Linked DNA regions of Homo sapiens: region 1 is linked to region 2. The links are chromatin loops, found by intact Hi-C in ENCODE. Cell type or tissue: PC-3. All regions are shown on one strand. Links, peaks and the distances in the headings refer to the core of each region. The heading gives the core; the rest is flanking DNA. Region 1 has its middle 16 kb from the start of SLC7A10. Region 2 has its middle 8.5 kb from the start of CEBPA.

Region 1 (8,321 bases), core at 96-8,095, 52 kb after region 2:
GGTTCCTCCCTGCAATGAGGATATCTTGAGTTTAATCTGTGGTTTTCAAATTATGCTCCAAGAAATCCCTGGGGTTCCTTCAGGTCCCTTCAAGGGCTCCCAAAATTTGAGGCTCCCCACCTCTCACCTTAAAAAGAGCATTGAGCTTTTCGAATACATTTCTCTAAAAATGTTTTTCAATATCTAGGCTAGATTTTGACCTTTCAGCTCTAGGAGTCGCTTTATAAGTATGTCTCAATCAGATCTTTTTTTAGAATGATTAATTGGGCTCTAATGCATTACTGACCCCATCTTCTCCTAAAAGGCACACAAAATTAATTTAGGGAAACTGGATAAGCCAAAAGCAAGAGGAGGCTGGTCCTGGTGGCTTACACCTGTAATCCCAGCACTTTGGGAGGCTGAGGCAGGAGGATAGCTTGAGCCCAGGAGTTCGAGGCTGCAGCCAGCTGTGATCATGCCACTGCCCTCTAGCCTGGGTGACAGAGTGAGAACTTTTCTCAAAAATAAGTAAAAAGCAAGTAGAGATCCGCTTTAAATACCTCTTGAGAATCAGAAGAGGCAATTCAGAGAGACAGGGTCCATCTCAGAGCTGCGCAGCCTTGGGCTGGAGTAGATTTCATGCCCTCTAGTGAAGGGGCAGGTATGTGAGAGGCTCCCAGGGGAGGCCCTGCCTTGCCACTAGAAACTTGGCACGAGGGGACCCTGATAGCAGGACATCTTCACTCAGTAGTCCACTGACACCTCCCCCAGGGGAGGCAGGACAGTTGAGGCCTGTCTCTCCCCAAGGCATCACCTCTTCCCTGCGATGCAGTTTCCTTCATCCTCCTACATGTCCCCAGTGCCTCCATGTAACATGTGTGGCACAGCACATTGCCCACGTTTCACGCCTTGCAGTGTTTGCCTGAGGTGACTGAATGTGATTTGCTGCAGGTAAAACGCAGTTCCCAGGACCATCAAGCAGGAGCAGATGTGCTGTGGTCAGTGGCTCGGCCGTCTTGAGGCACACGACACCTTGCTTAGGCCTTGGCCTCTGCTGGAGATGGGTGGATGCTAAGGCCCAAATCCTGGTCCTACTGTGGCCAGATGAGGTCAGGAAGGATGGGGGAGCCTTGTCCTATTCAATCCCATTCATTCATTCAAGTATTTGTTGCTGTGTTTGCGGGCACTGTGCTAGGTGGTGTGGATGCCTTGGTAAACAAAACAGACCATTCAGCTTGCAGCCTAGTGTGGGTAGTGGGAGAGATGGGCCATAAAAATAAACAAGTAAAAGATCTAGAAGTTCACATGGTGGTCAGGGGAGAAGCAGGGCAAAGAGGATAGAAAATACCAAGGTGGTTGGCCGGGCGCAGTGACTCACACCTGTAATCCCAGCACTATTGGAGGCCAAGGTGGGAGGATCCTTTGAGGCCAGGAGTCCGAGTCCAGCCTGGGCAACATAGTGAGACCCTGTCTCTACAAAAAAGAAAAAAAAATCTTAAGAAATGTTAGTCAGCCATGGTGGTGCTCACCTGTGATCCTAGCTACTCAGGAGGCTGAGGCGGGAAGATTGCTTGAGCCCAGGAGTTTGAGACTGCAGTGAGCTCTGATGGCACCACTGCACTCCAGCCTGGATGAGAGAGTGAGACTTTCTCTAAAAAATAAAAAAGAAAGAAAGAGAGAAAGACAGAAAGAGAGAAACAGAGAAAAGAAAGAAAGAGAAGGAGGGAAGGAAGGAAGGAGAGAGAAAGAAAGAAAGAAAAGAAAGAGAGGAAAGAAAGAAAGAAAGAAAGAAAGAAAGAAAGAAAGAAAGAAAGAAAGAAAGAAAGAAAGAAAGAAAGAAAGAAAGAGAAAGAAAGAGAGAGAAAGAAAGAGGGAGGGAGGAAAAAAGAAAAGAAAAGGAAAGGAAAGAAAGTGCTGAGGTGGGGAATGTGCTTTTCAATGGAACGGGCAGAGAAAGCTTCCTGGGAAGGTGGCATTTGGCAGAGTCCTGCAGTGGGGTGAAGGGGTGAGGAGCTCTGAGGGTTTTGGGGAAAGGGCATTCCAGGCAGAGGTGCCACCAGCACAAAAGCCCTGGGGCAGGAGCGTCCCTACTTAAGGAGTAGTGTGGTGGTGCCAGCTGGGTGACAGGGAGAGTTGATGAGGTGAACGAGCTTCTGGGGCTGCGTGTAGGGTCACTGCTGTGGCAAGGTCTTTGGTTTTACTCTGGGGTGTGCAGATACTGCAAAGAGCTGAGCAGCAGAGGGGTGCTGGGACAGGACCTCTGCCGCCCTTCCCTCTGCCCTACCTCAGCCAACCTTGCCCCCCAGCCAAGAAGACCCTGTCTAGGAGCCTGGCAGCTGGGACAGACCAGCCATGCCCTGCCTTGGGGACCGCTCAGCCAGTGAGGAAAGGGCCCCTCCATGATTTTTTTTTTTAAGCAGGGTCTCACTCTGTCACTAGCGTGCAGTGGTATGATCACAGCTCACTGCAGCCTCAAACTCCTGGGCTCAAGCGATCCTCCCACCTCAGCCTCCTGAGTAACTGGGACTACAGGCACACACCACCATGCCTGGCTAAGTATTTGGGGGGGTTTTCTTGTTTTTCTTTCCACCTGTTGAGACAGGGTCGTGCTACGTTGCCCAGGCTGGACTCAAGAAATCCTCCCACACTGGCTTCCCCAGGTGCTGGGATTACAGGCGAGAGCTACCTTACCCAGCCTCTCTTGGGATTGTATCTGCTCCTCAGCCTACAGGGATGTGAGGGTTGGATCCCGTTTGACCCCCTGAGCCATGGCATCTTCTCCTCACCAGCCAGGACCAGCCTCGGCTAGGACAGCCTCATGTGCCAGCCAAAAGGCTCCACTGTGGCAGGGATGGTCCCTGAGGGCCTGGGGAGAAGGCAACACGGTCCAAGACCCTCTGTTTCCTCCCACCTCCCACCTGCATCACCGCCCCAGTCCACACAGGTCCTGGTGTTTCACTGACAGGTTTGGCTCGTTCCTGCCTTGGGGCCTTAGCACGGACTGTTCCAGCTGCCCTAATGCCTTTCCCTGGGGTGCTCACCTCACTGATGCTCTTCCTCACTTTCTCACAAGTCCCTCCCTGGGGGTGCTCCCCTCCCCCAAGCCCCACCAAAGCTGCCACCTCACCCACGGCCCTTCCAGTTCCTCCATGATGTTTTCCTGTGTGTCACTGTCTCCATTACAAATTCTCTGGTTTAGGCCAGGCACAGTGGCTCACACCTGTAATCCCAGCACTTTGGGAGGCCAAGGCGGGCGATCACCTGAGGTCTGGAGTTCGAGACCATCCTGGCCAGTATGGTGAAACCCTGTACAAAAAATATAAGTGTTAGCCGGGCACGGTGGCTCATGCCTGTATTGGGAGGCTGAGGCAGATGGATCACTTGAGGTCAGAGTTTGAGACCAGCCTGACCAACATGGTGAAACCCTGTCTCTACTAAAACTACAAAAATTAGCAGGTCATGGTGGCACATGCCTGTAGTCCCAGCTACTCAAGAGGCTGAGGCAGGAGAATCACTTGAACCCAGGAGGCGGAGGTTGCAGTGAGCCCAGATAGTGCCACCGCACTCCAGCCTGGGCAACAGAGCAAGACTCTGTCTCATAAATAAATGAATAAAAACAAATTTTCTGGTTTCTATATTTGGCGGCTGACATCCCATCACACGTGAGCTCCGCCGGGCAGGGCCCTCCCAGCACACAGTAGGTCCTTGCTGTGCTTTGGATGAGTGGATGCACAGCAGGAGGGTGGGGACCAGCTCTGAAAGGCTGCAAAAGGCCCCCAGTGGTCTGGGCAGGGCTTTGGGACCCTAATTTGCTGAGCTGGACCTAAGGGGGATGGGGGGTGGTTGTGAACGAGGACCCTTCCCTCCTCCATCCTGAGGCCGGCAAGCACGGCAGGCATAGGTCCAAGCTGCTCCCTTGGAGGGGCTGGCACGAGGGGGCCCCTGCCGCAGGCACCCGGGCATCAGAGGGGCTGGGTGGGCTGGGAGGGATGCTGCATCCCCACCTGTCACTGGCTCCGTCCTCAGTCTGGGTCTGTATGGGCAGGAGGTGGGGACGGGGTGCTTCCATAGAGCATATGGCCTCCTGCACAGGGCAACGCCGTGCCACCAGCTCCCCACTGCGAGTGGACCCTCAGACACCGTGACAGACCAGGGATTCCCCCCAGCTGCGGGAGTGGGCATACCTGGGAGGTAAGGGGCTCCGACCCCTCCCCGGGGGCGGTGGGGGGGACCTGCTTCTGTCCCATGGGCTCCGGGTGACACCTAGTGGCCAGGATTTCCTCTTGCACTGTGGGCCCCCAAGCCCCCAAACTCCTTGGCCTGGGACATCCCAGAAAGGAAGGGCACCCCTGCCCTAGGTCTCCACCCACAGACTGGTTCTCACGGTCCCCCGCCCCCGTGCCGGCTCTCCGGGCCTCACCCACAGGCGCACTCACACCCGCTGTGACACTCATCCCTCCCTCCCTCCCACGCACACGGCCACAGAGCCGTGTGGGCCTATGGGAAGGGGTGTCCTGGGGCCCTCTGGGCAGAGGGTCTTCTCCAGTGCCCTACCGGACCACATGCACCCCCCAACCACCCCTCACCCCCAGGAGTGCCTGCCCAGGAGCACCCCCCGTGATCAGCTAGTCCCCCCGGGGAGGGAGGCCTAGAGGAGGAGCCTTGGACTTTCCACCCACCTCCTCCCAGCCAGGCCTCACGGTTGCTGCTGTGAAAGCCAACCTGGGACAGAGCCAGGAGCCCCAGGTGAACACCCAGCCAGAACCCAGTGGGGAAGGAGGTCACCAACCCAGCCAGAAGCCCAGGAGGGACCAGCCCCAAGGCGACGTCTGCCCCAACCAGGGCCCGTCTCCTGGTGGCCCTCGAGGACATGGGCATGGGAGAGGGCCCAGGAGCCAGGCCAGGCCCAGGAGTGGGCATGTGAGCATCAGCCAAGAGCGGCCTCCCTTCCGGGCCAGGGCCAGGCCGCCTGCATCACACAGGGGAGCCCGAAGAACGGGGGGAAAGGCCTGTAGGCGGGGCTGCCCAGAACCCTGCCAACCAAGGCACGGGGGCACACGTGGCCAGCAGCACCGGGCAGCACCAGGCATCTGAGACCCCAGACCCAGCCTGCCTAAAGGGGCTGCCTTCAGGTGACACCACTGGCTTTTTCCTTCCAGAGCCACCAAGAGAGGAAGGAGAAGGTGACTTGCCCCATTTCCCAGTTGTAGGCACTGGGACTTGGCAGGAACTGACAGAAACAGAAGATGTGGGCACTTTGCTTCCCAGGCTTGCGCGGGGAAGCTGGCAGGGCCTCGGGGTCTCTACCTCCTGTGCCTTCCCAGGACCCAGGCGTCCCTCACTGCCATGCACTCAGCCCTGCCAGCTGGGAGGTGGCCTCATCCACTAGAGAGCCCCCTCCCCTGCAGCCTTCACCTGACCTCTAGTCCCCGCTTATGCAACGGAGGTGTCACAGAAGCCGGGCACCCACAGGGCAGGCTGGGGTCTCAGCCAGGGTTGGGCTAGGGGCCTAGTGGGCTGAGGACCTGCCCGGGGGGCCAGCTGCAGCCTCTGTGTGCTCTTCCCCACAGCACTCACCTGTGTGCATGGTATGGACCTTGGCTAGAGATGGGCAGGCATGGGCAGGATGAAGAGTGAGTGGGCACCCCAGTGTGCCTGCAGCTGCTGCCCAGGCTGTGCTCAAAGCCCGGAGGCTTAGGGGCTGGAAGTTCATACTCCACAAGTGGTGTGTGCCAGGGAGCTGGCCTGGAGGCCTGGGCCCCTAAAAGGGTTCTATGGGTGGAGTTAGAGGGTCCTTGCATCCCCAGTGCCCTCCCTCAGCCCCAGTGCCCATCGGGATTGGCGCAGTTCTTCCCTGGTGGGCACTTTCAGATGGAGAAACTCCTATGTCCACCTGAAGGGACTCCCATTCCTGTAGAAGGGGCAGAAGCCTTGGGCAGGCAGATGAGATTCCAGGTGGCTCACAGATGGGTCTCCTCCAGCGCTGGGACCCTGTCCACCCCGCCTCCACTGCTCCTCCCTCTGGTCTGCCCCACTTTAGATGGGGGAGGGGCATTGGAATCTTCAGTGAATGAACACAGAATTGAAGGGCCAATTGAATTGAATTGAAGTTCACACTCGTAATCCCAACACTTTGGGAGGCTGAGGCGGGACAGTTGCTTGAGGCCAGAAGTTCAAGACCAGCCTGGGCAACATGGTGAGACCCTGTCTCTACAAAAAAACTTTTTTTCTTTTTAATTAGCTAGGCACGGTGGTTCACACCTGTAACCCCAGCTACTCAGGATGCTGAGCCGGAAGATTGCTAGAGCCCAGAGGTTTGAGGCTGCAGTGAGCTATGACTGCACCACTGCACTCCAGCCTGGGTGACAGAGTAAGTAAGACCTTGTCTCTTTAAAAAAAAAAAAAAAAAATTGAACTGAGTGTCACAGCCTCAACTTTGCCACCAATATTTATAGTGCCTTTTAGGAGCCAGACTCTGGGCCAGGACTGGGATGCTACAAAGAGGAATGACTCTGGCTGGGTTAAGGGATGGTATGGGGGAGCAGGAGGCAGGGAAGGAGGAACACAATGAGTGGATGCTGCCTCCCATGGGCTAAAGAAGCCGGGGAGGGAGTGCTGGCCCCAGCCTATCAAGGGAGGGACATTTCCGGAGGGCTCCCTGGAGGAGGAGGATACCTGGGCTAAGAAGGTTCCACCAACCCAAGCACTCCCCTGGAATTCCAGGGTAACTGCAGAGGAAAAGCACTGAGGACATTCCAAGCAGCTGGAACAGGGAAGGTGGAATTAAGGGAGGCAGAAAGGCCCAGCACACCGGGGCCGCTGGGAGCCACGGCAGGGACACGTCCCATGTCCCCACAGGGCCAGTAAGGATGCAGCTGTTACAGAGTAGCCAGGCCTGGGAGAAATGAGGACCGCAGATCTTGCAGTGTGTGCTGGGAAGGGAAGGAGCTTCTTGGCATCACTGCCCCCACACCCACCCAGATTAGAGAATCAGGGAGGTCAGAGGCCCACAACAGTGGTTTTGCTTCTCCCCTGGGGTAGTTTAGAAGTGTGAGGGGGTTCACTGGCTGCAGTAATGGGGTGCTGTAGTCATGGGGTGGCAGGGACCTGCTGTGTGAGGGGCATCCCGCCTGGTGGCAAGTTGCCCCGCACCCCACACAAGAGAGGAGGGAGTTCTGTGTGGGCAGGAGGTGGGGATGGGGCGCCAACTGGGAACAATTTTGCCCCTCAGGGGACATTTCTCAGTGTCTGGAGCCACTTCTGATTGTCATGACCTAGGGGTACTGCTGGCATTTAGAGGGTAGAGGCCAGGGCTGCTGCCGAGCATACCCCACTGCACAGCAGTTATTCTGCTCAACATATCCACAGCGCGGGGCATGAGGAACTCTGATGTAGGATTGCTAATAAACCCTATCGGTAATGACCCTATCGGGAATGACTACTTCTGTTCGGCGTCTTTTCCAGATGCACAATTTCTAGGGATGCAATGAGCATGAAAGCTGAGGGGAGATGGAGCTTTGTTTTGTTTGGAAATTTACCAAGAAGCATTTGCCATTTTGGAGAAACACATCCCCAAGATCACAGGGTGGCCCCAGCAGGCACCTGAGCCCTGAGGGTAACCCTGCTCCCGTCTGTGTCTGCAGCAGTGACAGCCTCTGCCATTCTGTGCAACCCACATCTGAGTCCACTGTAGGTCACACCCAGGCCTCTTTCCAGTTGAATATACATAATGAAATTATAAATTACTTTCCTTTTATTTCTTCCTTATTTTATTTATTTATTGTTTTTAGAGACAGGGTCTTGCTCTGTCACCCCAGCTGGAGTGCAGTGGCGCAGTCGTGGCTCACCGCAGCCTTGAACTCCTGGCCTCGTGTGATCCTCCTCAGCCTCCCAAAGTGCTGGGACTACAGCATGAGCCACTGTGCCTGGCCTATTTCTTCCTTATTTTAAAGCTACGACATTAGATGGATTTTGAAAGTCTGGCTGGGATTCTATGATCTATGAATTTTACTTTGGGGTGGTAAGGAGATACAATAAGATTCTTTACAGCAGGAGAAGGAGTCTGGTTAGATGAACCAGGTTTAGATGCTCACGGGGGGCAGGGGATAGGGAGGACCACCCCAGGGTTCTTGTCTGCAGAAGGAGGATGTCCCATGGCTAAGGGAAGGGAGGTGAGACCTGGGAGTGAAGGAAGATCAATGTCTGGACCCTCAGCTTGAGCGAGGCCGGGTGCAAAGGTCTGAGGCCAGGAGGAACATCTGGGTGTGGGCAGCAAGGAGTGAAGATGGCAGGCCCATAAAGTGTCAAGAGTGAGGGAGGCCAGGCACAGTGGCTCATGCCTA
Region 2 (8,321 bases), core at 296-8,295:
CACTGAACACACCTCAAGTATTTATCAGATGCCTACTGTATGCCAGGGCCTGCGCCAAAGATGGGGCACTGGGCTGGGAACAAGCCGACTCTGCTCTGGCTCTTGGGGAGCTCACACCCTTGAGGCCCTAAGCTGTGGTTTAAGGTTGCCAAGTGCAATGAAGGGGATCTCAGAGTGTGAACAGGGTCCACCAGGGAGGGCTTTATGGAGGCAGCAGCTTTGATGAAATACCTGGGGAGGGTGGCCTCCTGCTGGCCCCAGTCCCAAGATGCCTGGATGCTTCTCCTTTGCCCTGATCGATCTCCCCTTGACATGTAGCACCTGACTGCAGGGACCTCGCCCCCCTTGCTGCGCCACTCCTGAGCCCTGTGTCCCGTGACAGCGCTGTTCAGGGTTAGCTGGCCTTCAAGGAAAGGGCAAGGGTAGAAGGGAGGGAGGCATCTCCTCTGCTGCCAGATGCGTCCTGATGGCTTAGTGCTGTCACGGATATTACTGTTATCTCCTGGATCTCCTGGGAATCTGTGAACGTGGGGTTTGGCCCTGACACCTGCGATGAGCCACTGGGCCTGGTGAGGAGTGTCTGCCCCTCCCAGCTCTCCCACCTGCTCCTTCCCAGGCAGGAACCTGCCAGGCCTCCTCCAGGAGCTGCTGGTCTCACAGGAGGGGAAGGGGCCACTCATGGGGAAGGACAAGGGATAGCAGAAACCCCTGACTTTGTTTAGCCAAGAGGGGCCTCCAAGGCACCCACAGGCCTTCTCCAGGCATGGGGCAGAGTCCTTGCCTAGATGGTGTTGATATTCCAGCTGTTTCTTTCCTATACTAGTGAGGACGGGAAGGCTTTTCTGTTCTTTTCTTTTTTTAGAGACAGGGTCTCACTTTGTCACCCAGGATGGTGTACAGTGGTGCAGTCACCACTCCCACAACCTCAAACTCCTGAACTCATACAATCCTCGTGCCTCAGCCTCCTACTCAGCCTTTAAGTAGCTGCTGGGATTAATTTTATTTTTCGTAGAGGTGGGGGTCTCACTGTGTTTCCCAGGCTGGTTCAGAATTGCCGGCCTCAAGTGATCTTCCCTCCTCAGCCTCCCAAAGTGCTGGGATTACAAGCGTGAGCCACCCTGCCAGGCCTCTTTTTCCTTTCTTTAGATAAAACTAACCCACTAGCACCTTTGAAAGCTTTCTTGATTCTGTGAAAGACTCTTGCTATCTCTTCTCTCTGGACAACCCCACCTCTCCCCCTCCCCCACGCCCCTCTCTGCCGATGGAGTGTTTGACGTAAGCTGAGGCCCAGGGAAGATACCGATTCACTATCAAAGCATCCTAGCCCCATCCCAGAGCAATTAAAAAGCCAGATGGAATCTCTGGGAAAACGGCATTAATAACACGAACAATCTGTGTTGGCCGGGGGAACCCAGGAGCCCCAGGCAGGGGTGGGGCTGTGAGGGGAGGGAAGCTGGGGTGCCGAAGTGGAAGCTCGCAGCGACATCTCCACCCTGTTGTGGCGGCCGGGGATGGGGCCGCCGTAAGGGTATGCTAGGTCCAGCTGCAGCTGCACTGTCCCCTCCAGCCCTTGCAAGGCCCACAGTGCACCCTGGATCCTGGTGGCTGCAGACCAAGCCAGACAAATGTGGAACCCATTACTCAGACAGCTGCAGCCCTGGCCAGCCCCGTTCTGGCACCCAAGAGCTTTGCTTCCCTTCGGTTTGTTTTTATTTATATTTTTCTAGCCTTCTGGCCCCACCCACTAGGAACAGGCCTCTCCGGGTTTGGCTGGCATAGACACCCTTTCTCTCCATTTGCTGTGCCCACATCCGCTGCCTGTGCTTGACAATAGCAGAAGACAGTGTTGGGGAACTCCAGTAGGCCTGAAGTCCAGAAACTCCCCTTAGAATGCAAAGGCTGGGTGCAGTGGTTCATACCTGTAATTCCAGCACTTTGAGAGACTGAGGTGGGAGGATTGCTTGAGCCCAGGAGTTCAAGAACAGTCTGGGCAACATAGTGAGACCCTTTGTCTCCAAAAACATTATCCAAGTGTGGTGTCACATGCTTGTAGTCTCAGCTACTCGGGAGGCTGAGGTGGGAGGATCGTTTGAGCCTAGGAGTTGGAGGCTGTAGATCACACCACTGTACTCCAGCCTGGACAACAGAGCAAGACCCTGTCTCAAAAATAAGAAAAAACAGAATGCAAAGTGGTAGACACTTTGAGCAAGACCAGCTGAGCTCTCAAAAGCCAGCATGATTTCTGGGGCAGCGGGGCACAGGGTTCACACTGCCCAGCTACCTCGAGGGGCCCAGAAGAGGCTGGACCAGGGCGACAGGCAAAGAATCCTCTACGAATTCAAAGCCTTTTCTAGGCAGAGCCAAGAAGTGAGACTCTTCTATAGCAGCCCCGTTTTTCAGACTTGTCTGCAGGCTCACCCGACTTAAAGACGTAGTTCTCCTGCAGCCATCAAGCTGGGGTGGGAAACTAGCTTGTTTAAGAAACATCCTTTGTGGTTGTCACATAGCCAGAGAGCCATTTTCTGACACTCATCCTCACTGTCCCCTCATCCTCATCCTCCACCTTTATCCTCCCTGGAAACTCTTCTCCTCAAGGTCACACCAGCCCCTAAAGCCAAATCAAATGACCACTCCTGGGGTCCTTCCTGCCTGTCTTGGCCTCCTACTGAACTTGGCCGCAGCAGATTTTCAGTGTCTGGCTATGCAGATCTTGAACATACGTGTTTGAATGCAAGGATCTCTCTCCTTCTTTACAAGACATCCTCACCCTCTCCTTTCTATCCAAGGGTCCATTGGGTTGGCCCAAGGTCCGCCAAGCAAGCCGCACCATTGTCAGAGGCAACGCAAGAGCACAGTAAATAAGGCTCCCCCGTGGTGGCCCACTGAGTTGCAGCTTCTACAGTTACTTTGTTGTTTGGTTTTGTTTGACAAAGTCTCACTCTGTTGCCCAGGCTGGAGTGCAGTGGCGCAATTTCAGCTCACTGCAACCTCTGCTTCCCAGATTCAAGTGATTCTCCTGCCTCAGCCTCCTAAGTAGCTGAGATTACAAGCATGCACCACCAAGCCTGGCTAAATTTTTTTTTTTATATTTTTAGTAGCGATGGGGTTTCACCATGTTGGCTAGGCTGGCCTCGAACTCCTGACCTCTAGTGATTCGCCTACCTTGGCCTCCAAAAGTGCTGGGATTACAGGTGTGAGCCAACACGCCTGGCTTTTTTTTTTTTTTTTTTGAGATGGGATTTCACTCTTGTCGCCCGGGCTGGAATGCAATGGTGCATTCTCAGCTCACTGCAACCTCCACCTCCCGGGTTCAAGTGATTCTCCTGCCTTGGCCTCCTGAGTAGCTGGGATTACAGGCACACACCACCACACCCAGGTACTTTTTGTATTTTTAGTAGAGACAGGGGTTTCACCATGTTGGCCAGGCTGGTCTCGAACCCCTGACTTCAGGTGATCCACCCTCCTGGGCCTCCCAGAGTGTTGGGATTACAGGCGTGAGCCACCATGACTGGCCTGTTTTGTTCTTTTGAGTCAGGGTCTCTCTCTGTTGCCCAGGCGGGAGTACAACCTCCACCTCCTGGACTCAAGAGGTCAAGTAGCTGGGACTATAGGCACATTCCACTACACCAGGCTAATTTTCAAATATTTTTGTAGAGAAGGGATTTCACTTTGTTGCCCAGGCTGGTCTGGAACTCCTGGGCTCAAGCGACCCTCTCTCTTCGGCTTCCCAAAGCACTGGGATTACAGGCATGAGCCACAGCACCCGGCCCCTGAAGTTACTTTTAACATTCAAGAATCCTAAGAAAGGTAACCCATCCGGTCCTAGATAATCTTCCCTGCCTTCATGTGATTAGTTTATCACCAGAATCAGAGGTCTGGCCAGGCCCCAGAGAGACAGTCATGCTCTGCAGGAGACTGTGCGGGGAGGAGGTAAGATTTCCAAAAGAGAGGACAGGGTAGGGGAGAAGCAGCCCTGTCTGCCCCCAAGCTGCAGGAGCCGCAGGTGAGCACGGGGGAACGAGAACGGCCACATTTCTGCTTTAAAAGCTATTTCAAGGCTTCATGTCTCTCCTCTTATCTCCACTCTAGGACGACTGGCAAGGTTGTTATTGAGGGACTACAGCCTGAGGGTGGGGAGGCTAGGGACCAAATGTGGTGGCCTAGAGCCAGGGCATGTCACACAGGGACCCGGACGGGGCTTGAGGGAGCCCTCACCGCCTGTCCCAAGCCCTCTTGGATCTGAAGATCTTTTCTTCAGCCAAATGGCAGCCCAACCTTTCACCAGAAACACAGCCTCTCTTCCCTGAGCCACCGCCGCCATTTCTTCTCTGCCTCGGCCATGGTGGCCTCGGAGACTCCCTCACCTCCCTCCAGCCAACCAGAGCACCCTCCCCAGCACCCCCCAAGAATGCCATGCCCTCCCGCAGATGCGGAAATGTGGCTGATTTACAGCGGCCTTTCCCGTGCACATGTTGGGCAATGGTCTCAGCCGGCTCAACCCCTGCTCAGAGAAAGGGGGTGGGGATGGGTCAAGGGGGCGTCAGGGCTGGGTGTCTGCTCCAAAGGGAGCCGCCGTGACCTTCAGCATCAGGTTAGGACCCGTCTGAAGTAGCCTCCTGGAGCGATTTACAATTTGCAAACACGTTTTATTTGATTCCTGAGTTTTGCTAGAGCAATTACCGTGACTAAGCATGACAGATCACTCCCAGCACGGTGTCTACTCGCTGTTAGGAAATGTGTGTTTGCTTCACTCTTTTGCCTGGTGCGGCAGTGTTTTAAAAATAGACTCATTCACTGTACTTGAAGGCAATTTGTTCCAAATTTTCCCACTAATTTGATTTTAATCTGATATTTAAAATTCATGTGGCCACATTCCCACTGATTTATAGGGAATAAGCCCTACCTGGCAGCTGTTTAATTGGCCTTAGCCCAGGAGGCCACAGGACAAAGGATTTATCCCGGAACAATCTGAAGGCACTGTGGTCTGTCATGCTGAAATATATGCCTCATTCAGCATCACAAGTGCTACTTGCCTGGAGCCAGGACCACTGGGCATGGAGCTGAAGGCTACAGAACCCTGGCTCACAGTGGGCCTTCAGTCTCGTACCGGACACGTAAGTGAAGCCCGGGCACCCTGACAGAGTGCACACTCGAGGTGTGTGCTGAGTCGGTTTCTGGAGCAAAGCAGTTTGTTCACGGGTGACAAGGAGGCGTTTCCCGTTTCTCCCATCCCGTGATGAGGATGGCCCATGGGAAGAGGGCCGTGCCATCCTGGCATCAAACCAAATCCTGGCCTTGCCTCCTGCTGACTGGGTGGCCCCGCACTGAGTCTGTCAGTTTCTCCGAGCTTCAGTTTCCTTTTATGCAAAATGTATGCAAAACAAGTAGCATGTCATGGAGTTGTGAAAGATAAACAGGGAAAGCTTATGAGACACTTGGCTCCAGCTAATGATTCCCACGTGCTGGGGCAGAAGGCAGAGTGGGAGGCTAGGGCACACCTTGGTCCCTGAAAAACGCAGTGGAAGGAGACAGCCTTCTTAAGAATTTAGGGCAAAATGCTTGTTCCAAATAACCAAACAACTGAAGTCATTTTAATGTTGCTTAGATTTCCACACCCCCTCCCCCCCACAAAGGATGCCTTTCATTTGCTTAGAAAACACTTAATGAGCTCATTCTGGGGGCAGAGCCCCCTTGCCAGTGACTTTGAAGGCTAAGCACAGTGGTCAAAGCCTGTACGACACTCAGATGAGCAGGCACAGGTGCCCCGTGTGCTTGTCGAAGTAAAATGCTCTTCGTGGGCCAGGCGCAGTGGCTCATGCCTGTAATCCCAGCGCTTTGGGAGGCCGAAGTGGGAGGATGGCTTGAAGCCAGGAGTTTGAGATAAGACTGGGCAGCATAGCCAGACCCCCATCTCTACAAGATTTGTTTTAATGTCCTTCATACAAGTGCAGAATCCCAGGTGACGACCCATGGGGAGTTCAAGAGAGAACAAGTATTCTCACTGGGGTGGCAGCCTCCCCAGGTACTGAGAGAGTCCTCGGCCCCAAGGGCCTCCCAGTTAACTTCTGTTTGGAAGGCTGTGACCTCAGCAAGTAAAGGGGTGAGGGTGGGGGTCCTGCCTTCCCCTTGCTGGTGAGAAGGGAGCCAGAGACATGTGCTGTGTGTGTCAGGGGTGGGGGACACATCCTGCTCCCTTGCCCCCTCACTTCTCAACTGTGTCATCTCAGCACTTGGCATCACAGCTGGTTTCCATTTGCCCAACCCAGCTCGGGCCCAGGAGGTCAGCGTGAGCCCTGCAGGAGAGCCACCCAGGCAGGGCTTCCAACAACCAGGGAAGCTTCTGGGGTCCTGGGGTGTCCTGGAGGAGGGGCAAGAAGGCAGGTAGGAGGAGGCCTCAGCCAAGCTTCCCTAGCGCCGGGGCCGCCAACAGGAAAAGGTTCTAGAAACCAACCCTGCTCTTCCCTGCCCTGCCAGGAATGCTACCACGAGGGTAATTCAAGTTAATAAGCAAACTCCTCAGGCAAGGAAGGCAGGCAGCTCTTGGGCCCCTTCGTCTCCCTGTTCAAGCACAGGAAGCTGTTGGATTCCACTTGCCAAGGCAAAGGAGGGCCACAATTATGAAGAGGGGCTGGGAGGCCTTAAATCATTGGCTTCTTCACCCTGCAGATCAGCTGGGCTCGGTGCAGGGCAGCAGAAAGGACAGAGGAGAGGCTGGGGTGTGGGTGACTCCCAGAGCAACCGGGGAGAGGGGCGATGTGGGGGTGCTGGTGCGGGTGCAGCCACGTGCCACCTGCATGTGATCTCAAGGCCGATGCAGGGCTGGAGGGGTCAGACCCAGGGGCTCAGGGTCCCCTCAAGTGCAATTCCCAAGTTCACCAAGGCCTGTGCTCCTTTGTTCAAGGAGCAATCTTGTCTGGGAGAGGTGGAGGCATGAGTCACAGGCCAGGCCCCTGAGCCGAGGGGAGGTGGGGACGATGGCTCCAAGCCTGAAATGTGTCAGAGGTGAGGTGAGCATCTTGAGTGAGGCAGTGATGTTGCTATATGGGGCAGCGCTGCCTGGGGGCGGTGCGTGAGCCACGCTGGAGGGACAGCAGCCTGCTCTGGGTTCCTCTGCCTCCCTGGGAAGCATCAGACTCCTCAGGGTCCCAGCCGCTCACCCAGGAGCCAGGCATCCTAGGAGATGCCCCAGCCAGGTGCCCAGTGCCATAGAGCCTAGGCCCCTCAGGGACCCTTCTCACCGGAAGCAGTGATAAGACCAGGGCTGGAACACAGGCAGGAGCGGCACCTGAGCTCCTAGACTCCCCATCCAGTGGGGTAGTTTAACCCTCTGTACCCCCAAATCCACCCAGGGGAGTGAAATGCTCCTGTTTCCCCAATGCCCTCATGATTGGCTCAATTCCATCACACCTCCCGCCACTGCCTCCACTCAACATTCTTCAACTCAATTTCCTTTAGTTTTCAATTTAAAAAATTAAATCAACTGCATGCTGTTTGGAACATCTTTGAGAATTTCAAAATCGAACGGCATGTCTGAGACATTGCAGAGCCAGATCTGGGAGACCACATGACACCCCAGGCTTTGCTCATTAGGGGCTGAGAGATCAACCACCACTTGGCCACCCCTCTCTGCTTTTGCCCTGGGACTGGTGTCCTGCCCAGCACAGGGGCCTGGAGGGACCTGCTGCTGGGGGTGGGGGAATCTGGCACATGCCTGAGGACAAGGGTGGGACCAGGGCCTCCCTGAGCTCCACCATGAAGCTGCTCACAGTGCCCAGGCCCTGACGCTGGTTACACAAGGGCTGGGCCTGCCTTCCCGCCCACTGGGGGTGTGGGACTGTGTGTGCGCCCTGGCCTCATCACACACCTGCTGTGTGACCCGGCACAGGTTTGGCAGCCTCTCTGTTTGAGCATGTCTGAGAGGCGTGCCGAGATTCCCAGAGGCAAGATGATGAATGGTGTCCCTCCAGAACAGAGCAACTGCAGGAACCTGATTCCAGGACGAGTCACCATGAGGAGGCCAGGGACCAGGCCACCTGGCCACCAAGGTGGGGAGCGTGAGTCACAAACAAGCTACCCACCTGCCAGCCAGATCACTCGCCTGTCCAAGAAAGCACAAGGCTGGGAGGTAGAGGATGGTAGGACCCAGGGTTGGGTAATACCCTGCCTGCCCCTGGAGCCCAGCTCCTAGGTCTTTGACAGCCAGGTCCCAGGTGATGCTGGTGTGCTGGGAAGCGAGGGACAAAGCTCCTTTGGACCAATTCATATCAGTCAGCTAGTGAATGAGTCTCCACCAAGCACCCTTAAGGGCCCAGGCACAGAAT

The links. Hi-C counts contacts between places; a loop is a spot of excess contacts. Peaks named below come from ENCODE experiments on the same cell type or tissue, not always from the same donor. Only the 100,000 strongest peaks of a DNase experiment are listed, where the experiment ranks them.
Region 1: a loop joins it to region 2, with 2.6 times the contacts of the local background. A loop is called at or near these places in 31 of 110 quality-filtered maps.

The regions. Positions count from the first base shown.
Region 1 is chr19:33,237,745-33,246,065 of GRCh38, reverse strand. No RefSeq gene overlaps it. Among named protein-coding and RNA genes, the nearest start is that of SLC7A10, 16 kb to the right of the region's middle. RefSeq lists a silencer at 4,350-4,449. In PC-3, for the core only: a CTCF peak has its summit at 4,243 (motif pointing left); no DNase peak of the experiment used is centred there.
Region 2 is chr19:33,289,836-33,298,156 of GRCh38, reverse strand. No RefSeq gene overlaps it. Among named protein-coding and RNA genes, the nearest start is that of CEBPA, 8.5 kb to the left of the region's middle. RefSeq lists enhancers at 3,805-4,755, 6,013-6,596. In PC-3, for the core only: no CTCF peak of the experiment used is centred there; DNase peaks (open chromatin) are centred at 4,696 and 6,966; H3K4me3 peaks cover 1,222 bases; H3K27ac peaks cover 2,222 bases.